2 separate regions of the Homo sapiens genome follow, and region 2 is linked to region 1. Evidence: read pairs that join two places in POLR2A ChIA-PET (ENCODE). Cell type or tissue: MCF 10A. All regions are shown on one strand. Links, peaks and the distances in the headings refer to the core of each region. The heading gives the core; the rest is flanking DNA.

The links. ChIA-PET counts read pairs that join two places held together with the same protein. Peaks named below come from ENCODE experiments on the same cell type or tissue, not always from the same donor. Only the 100,000 strongest peaks of a DNase experiment are listed, where the experiment ranks them.
Region 2: POLR2A ChIA-PET joins it to region 1 with 6 read pairs; 3 of 35 experiments call an interaction of 5 or more read pairs at or near these places.

Annotation. Positions count from the first base shown.
Region 1 is chr16:5,096,124-5,100,447 of GRCh38, forward strand. It overlaps EEF2KMT (eukaryotic elongation factor 2 lysine methyltransferase), which reads right to left and starts at 1,672. Exons shown (of 8, transcript NM_201400.4): 1 at 1,521-1,672. The coding sequence starts at 1,616. RefSeq lists an enhancer at 1,291-1,916 and silencers at 1,353-1,512, 1,683-1,812, 2,123-2,662. In MCF 10A, for the core only: no CTCF peak of the experiment used is centred there; a DNase peak (open chromatin) is centred at 2,048.
Region 2 is chr16:4,933,693-4,938,016 of GRCh38, forward strand. PPL (periplakin) reads right to left here and starts at 3,456. Exons shown (of 22, transcript NM_002705.5): 1 at 3,292-3,456. The coding sequence starts at 3,353. RefSeq lists a silencer at 3,399-3,798. In MCF 10A, for the core only: a CTCF peak has its summit at 2,686; DNase peaks (open chromatin) are centred at 1,779, 2,609 and 2,729.

The DNA of each region.
Region 1 (4,324 bases), core at 1,006-3,505:
AGCTGGCTTGTTTCCACCACAGGGCCTTTGCATATCCTGTTCCCCAAGCCCTTCCCATGGCTGGCTGCTTCACCACTCAGGCCCCAGTTCAAATGCCACCTCTTTGGGGAAGGCTTCCCTGATTCCCTGACTTTGGTGACTCTTCTTCCCAGTTCCCGCATTCACTATTTCCCTGTTTTATTGGCTTTAAAGCCACTGTCATCTGGTCTTTTCTTGTTTATTTATTTGTTTATTCTCTGGCTCTCCCATGCAAGCAGAGCCTCATCTGTCATGGGTACTGCTGATCCATGGTGCCTGGCTCACAGAAGGCATTTATTAAACATTTTGAGACTGAATAAAAACACTAGCTAACACCAACATGTATTTACCATGAGCCAGGCACTGATCCACAGGCTTTTGTACTCAACCCTGACAACAACCCTAAGAGGTAGGTATCATTATATCCCCCATTTTATTAATAAGAAAACAGCACAGAGAGATGCAGTCACTTGCCCAAGGTCACACAGGGCCAGGGGCTGGGCCAGGATTCGAAGCAGACAGGCTGTCTCCTGGGTCTGAACTCTCAACTACTGCACCCTAATCAAACAATCCCTCTGGTCAAATGTGAGTGGTAATAATAGTACCCACCTCGTGGGTGTTGAGGGTGAGCCCAAGTTAGCATTCAGCGTGGGCATGTGAACAATTACAGTCAATACTGAATGGAGACCTATGATGCTTTTATGAAGGTTTCTATTTTGGGTTAAAAATGCACGAATTTCTCTTGACCAGAAATGATCTCTGAGTGCAAATATTTTATGTCAATGGAATAACGCAAATGATTAAGCAACACCCCATAAAATGGGGCAGACCCAGGGAGGAATATATATCCAAACTCACTCATCCCAGTGAGCTCACCGCACATGAATTACAAATGAGGCCGGGTGCATTAAGCCCCTCTGCTGGCAGAAGGGAGGCTGCTGCCTGCCATGGGCCTGTGCTGAGAATGGCAGGTCCCCAGGGCGAGGAGAGGCCACCCCCTTCTCTGTCTCTTCCATCACAGGCGTGACAGCCTCAGAGCATGAGCCGATTCTGTGCAGTGCTCAACATACAGATGAGAATACTGAGGCACGAGGGACAGCCTGTGACCCGGTCACCGCGCTCAGGAGGACGTGGTTACCTGCGGTCCTGACGGCGCTGACTTTTTAGAATGGGCGAGGGCAGCTGTGTCCCAGTGACCAGAACGATTACTGCCTTTAAAAAGTCGTGAAAATGATCGTGAACTGTACCCCACACCGAGCGCGCGTCTGCCCCCCAAGGCTGTGGAGACGCCCCCAGCTTCCCCCGCCAGCTCGCGGGGCAGGAGGGGTGCGAGCGACTCTGGCCAGGCCCCAGGGACGGGGACCGGGTCGCGCGGCCCTGACCGGCGGGAGCCCAGGAACTCACGTGGCGGGAGCGCCAGGGGCTTCAGCACGGAGACCCGTCCCGTCTGCCCCTGGACTCCCGCGAGCCCCGCGGGCCTCTCCGCTCGCCCCGCCGCCCACCTGCCAGGGGAAGGAGCGCAGTGTGCGTGCCGCCAGGAAGCGGCGCTCGAAACTCTGCAGCAAGAGTTCGGTCCCCGCGTTCTCCTCGGGCGCCATGACGTGGGCGGGGCCGCAGCGTTGCCGGCAGACCGGGCGGAAGCCCGGCCTGGACTGAAGAGGGGGCGGGCCCAGGGCAGTGAGCGGGGGCAGAGAGGGGGCGGGGCCCGGGGGTCCCCCGGGGGTCAGGAGGAACGTCGTGGGGGCGGACTCTAGGGCGGGGCCAGGATGATTGTTATGAGGGCGGGGCCTGGGGTGGGGCCAGGATAAGCGTCGTTGGGGCAGGTCCTGGGTAGGGGGCAGGTCCTGGGTAGAGTCCAGGTTGGCGGGTCCTGGGGCGGGGCCAGGATAGGGCGATCCTGGAAGCTGGGCTTCAGAAGCGTCCAGGTTGGTGGCGTCCTGGAGGCGGGGCCTTGCGTGGGGGCAGGATAAGAGTCCTGGAGGCGGGCATTAGGGCAGGGATAAACGCCATTGGGTTCAGGAGGCGAGACTCGGAGCAGAGCCCAGGAGACAGGTCTTAGGGCGGCGCTAAGGCCAGACCCAGAGAAGAGCTCAGGAGGCGGGGCCGGGGCGGGGCGTTGACTATGTCGTAGCACATGGCCAGGCGGTGCTCGGACTCTGGGAGGCGGAGCTTAGGACGGGCCGACGTGGGGAGGGGCCCAGGGTCCGGGAGGCGGGGCCGAGTCCGGGCTGCGGGCTGCGCTCAGGAGGCGGGCCCTGGGAGGCGGAGCTTAGGGAGGGGCCGGTGTCGGGAGGGACCCAGGGACTGGGAGGCCGGTCGGGGCTGGGCTCAGGGGCCGAGACCTAGCTGGGCTTGGGGCGGGGCCGAGACGGAGCGAGGGGTCCAGGGCGTGGGAAACGGGGAGGGGTTTGAGGAGGGGATCGGAATGTGGCTCAAGTTCGGGAGGCGTTACCTGTGGAGGGTTTGAGGCAGGCCCAGCAGCGAGGCCACGGTCTGCCGACGCGGGGCCAGGGGCGGGCCCCAGGATCCGGAGCTTAGGGCGGGGCCGAGTCCGGGTTTGGGGACCGGGAGGCGGGGCCGGTTAGGGCGAGGGTCCCTGGGATCGTCGGGTCAGGCCTTGGGCCAACGTAGGCACTCTCGCAGTTCCTCCGCCTTCAGGAAGGTCTTTTTGGCAGGGGCCCTACGGGTGCGCGCTTCGGTCCTGGAGGCCTTATCCAAGCCTCCTCTCCATCAGCGCCACCCGTCTGGGGTCCGAAAGGAGGGAGCTTTCCCTCTGTCCCCCAGCCTTTGGACTGTCACCAAACAAGCCATTCGTTCACCAAATACTTATTAAGCGCCTACCAGGTACCTGACAAGGGAGATGTAACGGTGAGAAAAACTAGGTGTGGTCCAGGCCCTCCAGGGGCTCAGGGGCTCGTGGAAGAAGTGGACATTGAAGTATTTATCACACAAATGAGTATAAAAGTACAATAGCGATATCTGCCACGAAGGCGAGCAGACAGAGCTAGCGGGGCTTGCAGGAGGAGTTTTGATCTTGCAGGGACAGGAAGGAGGAGTTAGCTCCTGCGGGGTGGGATTGGGGGTGGTGGTGATATAGACGTGGGGACAGAGTGGAAAACAACAAAAATATAATTAATTTAGTTCAAAGTTATTGTGTCTTGAGTTGAAAGGCAGGGCAGTTAGCAACACAGTTCAGATTTCAGTACTGCCCCTGAAATCTGAACTGTGTTCAAAGTCTAAAACGTTTACCTTAGCAAATCCCTCATAAAACTCCATTTGGAAGAGTCCCGAGAGCTAATTTGTAAAGTATACTTGCAGAAGGTAGATGAGGAGACAGATTAAATCTTATTACCTCTTTCAGATGAGAGGCTCTTGAGCCCTGCTCAGCTATGAGAATAAGAGGGGAATTAATTCTAATAGAATACACTTGTTCTCGCATAGCTGTTGTTCCCCACCAGAACCAAATGAGCTCAAGATCTGACAAAGAAAAAAAAAAAGGTTCATCTTTTATTCCCCCAAACACTTTCATTTAAATCAAGAGGGTGGGATGTGGTTATTGCTGTGTTTTTAGACAGAATCAACAGTTTCTGGGTCTGAGATATTGCATACACCCTCTCAGTCCCTGTATCCTGAGATAGAGTCACCTGATAATCCACAGCAAGTCCTAACCAGGGATGGGTCTGGGTGCTTAAGGAAGGTTGGCTTCAGAACTGGGCCAGGGGCACTGCTTTGCTTTTGCTGTTTTGATCAGCTCTCTGCCTGCAGGAGACAAGGAAAACCAATGGTAACAAGTTAGTTACACTCATAAATCCTGGGCTTATTTTATTAACTCACATAATAGCTATTAATTGCCTTTCCTCCAAGGAGCAAAAGGGCATATACGGTCAATGCTGTAATAAGTAACACTGTATTATGTTATACTAAAATATTAATAAATCTAGGTTGGTTCAGTCTTTCCTGATTCCATAGATTGCAAGCAGATTGAGGAAGGACCCTAGCAGACCACAGAGCTGAGCCATGAGCACAGAAGAAATCTTTTTTTCTTTTTTTTTTTTTTGAGACGGAGTTTCGTTCTCTTGTTGCCCAGGCTGGAGTGCAATGGCGCAATCTCGGCTCACTGCAACCTCTACCTCCCGGGTTCAACCGATTCTCCTGCTTCAGCCTCCCGAGTAGCTGGGATTACAGGCGTGAGCCACCATGCCGGGCCATTTTTGTATTTTTAGTGGAGACAGGGTTTTAACACGTTGGCCAGGCTGGTCTCAAATTCCTGACCGCAGGTGATCCGCCCGCCTCTGTCTCCCAAAGT
Region 2 (4,324 bases), core at 626-3,125, 160 kb before region 1:
CATGTACTGAAGCTTAACTCCATCTTATCTCTGTGATGTGACTGCCAGCGACTCAAGTGCAGGGAGGTTGTCCACGTCTCCTCCACGACCACGTGCTAAAACCCAGCAACAGTGCCTATGGAATTGTGCAGTGCACAGCCTGTCCACCATGATATCAAGTTTAACCCTGGGTACACCACAGCTAGCTTGCCCGCATTTGCTTAATAACTGTAATCGTCACAGATGCTATTACCTGCGGCCGCTTATCATTCACAACCTTTCCCCTGCATTATTTCATTTAATCCTGAGCCAACATCGCCAGGCAGGCACCGTGCTTATTCCCATCCCACAGGTGAGAAAACAGGCTCAGAGAAGCCAAGCAGCTCCTCTGAGGTCGCACAGCCAGGAGGGTGGCAGCGGGTCTCCTCCAGGGCCTCTCTACTAGGCTGGAGGCTGTCCTCGGTCACCTGCACCATCTGGCCTGACTCTGTCATTAGCTCAGGTGTGAACATCAACTCCCACACCTGTCATTAGGAACCCGGGCAACGGGAGCAACGGGGTTCACACCCTGTCCCGGCCCTCCCCAGCTTCAGCTGCTAAAAGGCAGACAAACTGGAAGGGGTGGCTTTCTCGGTGGGGTGTTCCGTTCACTAATCCACACTTTGTAGTCCAAAGGCCTGACTACCTTGGGTATGAAAGTCACCACTTGGGGCTCCTGGGTCCCCTGGGCTCGGAAAGGGCTGCTACCCTCATCCGGGCACCTCCTGTGTGCTACAGCACTGCTCCTCCCAGCAGCCCTATGCATGAGACACTCAGTATTACCACCCGTGCTGTGCAGAAAGGGAAAACAAGGCTTCGAGAGGCTCCAGGGTGGAGATGCCAGGATCAACAGTGAGGCATTCTGCTCTCAGTGCTGGAGCTCCTACTGCCCCCCATGCTGAATCTCACCAGCAATTTTGTCCTCCCCCAGACAATGGAGCGGGCCCCTGGAAAACTCAGAGTGAAGGAATAACTTGGGGATCCACTCCCTGTGACCAGCGACCACAGCCTAGAGCCGCAAGTCTGTCCCCTCCACCCCCCCACCAAGACACTTGCTATGGGGCTGGCTGGGCATCAGGCAATGTTCAAGAGATGCGTTTGAGAGGATGGGGTACAGGGCTACCCCCACCCCACAATCCAGTCTGCGAACTAGTCCCCACTAAGGGGAGGGGGCAGAGGGATGCACTGGGCTTGGAGACCACCCGGGGAGGCATCTGACATCTGCTCAGGGCTGTGGCTGTGCTCATTCTGTGCTGGGGTGGCAAGGCTCAAAGGAATGGTCTTGCACCCCAGGCTGGGGAGAGAATCAGGAGGGCTTCCTGGAGAAAGAGACGTCTAAATGGAGATCTGGGACCAATGGCTATCAGCCTAGGACAGACCGTGGCTGCCTTGGGCCAGATATACAGAGAGTGGCAGGACCCCAAATCTTTGCCACCCCAGACCCTCCCAGTCCCTGCAGCTATAAAGGATGGGATGCCTTTCATCCTCATGCTTCTGGGAAAGCCCGCACCCCTCCCAGCTTGTCTGGGTTCATTAGAACCTTTTGTTAGGTCCAAGCTGGGGCCTTCAGGATGGAGAGCTGCACGAAGGAGGGAGGCTGGGAGGAGGCAGAGGGCGGGGCGAGGCCTGGCCCCACCACTGGTATGTGGGTGTCTGCATGTGTGAAGGACTGGATGGGTCTAGTCTCTGGGGTGGAGAGGACAGAACGGTTCTCCACGGCTGGCACGGAGCATCCAATTGTGCAATGCCCCAGGGAACAGTGCAGGGACTGGACGGGCCTCTGGTTGGGTCTGAGTGCCAGCTGGACGCAGCCATGGAGGAGGGGTGTGCAGGCCCTGCCCAGTCTCTGGGGTTGTGAAAGATAGGGGAGGGGTGGGGAAATCTCTAAAGGCGGGTAATGCCTCTGAGCTTGAAAGAGCCCAAACGGAGATACGGGTGGGTGGGATCACAGGGCAGGGGGGTTTCTGAAAGGGCTGGAAGGCCCCGGAATGGAGTGTCGCACTCCAGCGTGCTAGGGCCCCGCCGCCTGCACCTGTCCGACTGGTCGGCCTAGGCCGGACTGCAGGGGTTGAGTGGGAGCCCTGGGCCCAGAGGCCTCTCCTTGCCTAGGGAAGAAGTGAGGAGCTGCTTGAGGGCACAGTGGGGGCTCCCAGTGAGAGCAGCTTGGGGGCAGAACTCCCAGACAGGAGAGCCATGTAATGTGCGGGCCCCTCACCTGCCTGAAGCCTCTTGTCCGAGAAGCTGGCAAAATGGTCCTTGCTAGCCCAGAGCCCCCACTCTATTTTCCGAAGTGGGGATATAAGGCAGGGGCTGGATTCCCACCCCCTCCGTCAATCTCAGCATCTCCACCAGGCTCCCCTAAACCGGTTATTAAGTGAACACATTAGGCTTATCAAAAGGGACGTGGGCTGCTTCTCCCTGCAAACACATCAAGACATGCCATTCCCCTCCCAGGCCGCCCTGGGAACCCGCGGCTCAGAGACGCCGCCAGTTTCGGGGCTGGGGTGGGGGCAGGGAGCCACACCCCTGCGAAACCGAGCTTCGAAGAGGAGGCCCCGAAGCCGCCCAACCTCCGCTCAGAACCCAGAGGGTGGGGAGGTAAGGGGGTGCCTCCCCCTGTGCCCCTCGACCCGACCCCACACCCCCCAGGGCCTCCGGGCGCGGCTCTGGCGCGCAGGGTGGCAGGTGCCGGGAAGTGCAGCGGCGGGTGGCCCGCCCCCTCCGGACACCCATCCCTCGCCTCCCCGACGCCAGGAACACTTGCGCGGTCTCAGAGGCGCTGGAGAGCGCCCCCCGACGCCAGCTCAGTTTCCCTGCCTCAGGGCGCCCCCTGGACGGAGCTTCCTGGGTCGCCCGCAGCGACCCCGCCTTGAGTGCCCGGTCCTCCAAAAACTCCGCCCCCTCATCCAGGTGACTATTCCCGGTCCTGTGCGACCCTCTGCGCAAGAGCGACCCTGGGACACGGGGGTGCCCTGTACCCCCAGCTCAGCTGCCCGTGCCCTAGGCCCTCAAGGCAATGCTCCCTGGGCTCCCGGAGTCCCCTGTGTTATGCTCCCCCTCGGGGACCCCAGCCAGTCCCTTCCCACCTGGCGGCGCTTCCCAGCTTCAGGGTGGCCTCGGTCCCGCGTTCCCGAGAGTCCCGCACTCCGGGTTCAGTTCCCGGTTCCTGGACCCCCGTACCCCCCATTCCTACACTGCCCGGGAGGTCTTCCAGGTCCTGTGCGCCCACAGGGGCAAGAGCGTCCCGGAGCGGAGCTGTGGGCGCCTCCTCACCTCCGGGTCTGCACAGTGGGGCTGTATTTGCCTTTGTTTCTCTTCCTGAAGAGCGAGTTCATGGTGGCGCTCGGGGTGCGGGCGGCGGCGGCTGGCGGGCCGGGCGCGCACCGAGGGGCGGGCGGGAGCGCAGGTGAGCGAGCGGCGGCGCGGGGAGCCCGGACTGCGGCGCGGCAGTGGCTCCGGGTCCCTACTCGCTGGGGGCGGGGCGCCCGCCGGCCACTGGCTCTGCGGGCCGCTCCCCGAGAAGGTGGTGCTTACCTTCCCGAGGAGGGGCCACCGCGCGGGCGGGGCTTGGACGCGGGGGTGGGGACACTGGGTCTTGGCCGGACGCCGCCCACCCCCAGCCGGGGGACTCCGGAGGCCGGGCAGGCACTGGGGCGCAAAGGCCGCCGGGGCGAGCGCTCGCAGCCCCACCCTCCTCGGGCCCGGCGCGCCTCTGGCCGAGGCCTTCACCTGGTTCTGCGCTACCGCGGAACTCGGCGCTCCTGGTGCTTTGGCGGACACCCAGCTGGGCCCCGCAAGACAGGTGCGGCAGAGACCCGCACGGATTCATGTGCCCTAGTAGCTAGCGAATTGCACTCAGATGGTGGCAATTGAGGGAAGGGGGCTGAACTGCCGAGGGCGCCGGCCTGAGTTCAAGCCCTGCCACCCCCAGGTTGGCTGACACTCCTGGGCAAGGTGTTTTACTGCTCCCAGCCACAGTTTACTTCTTTGTCAAACGGTGATAACCACCACCCCATCCGAAAGGCCTGTGGGGATGTCCCTGCAGGTAATGCACGCAAAGCGCTGAGCGCAGTGCCCTGGCCTGAATCTGCTCTCCGCTTGCCATCTCGGGTGGACAAAAACTCCTTTGAAACTTCAATAACTCCAGGCCCTGGCACTAGAAGAGCGCTTCATAGCTGGTCATAAAAGCTGCTCGATTGCGGCTCAGAACAACGACGTTGCACAATTCTGCCAGCATGTCCTGGCCCAGACTGTGTGCCAGTGGAGGAGGCTGCCCTTAGACAGAAACCTAATCTGACCTGAAGCC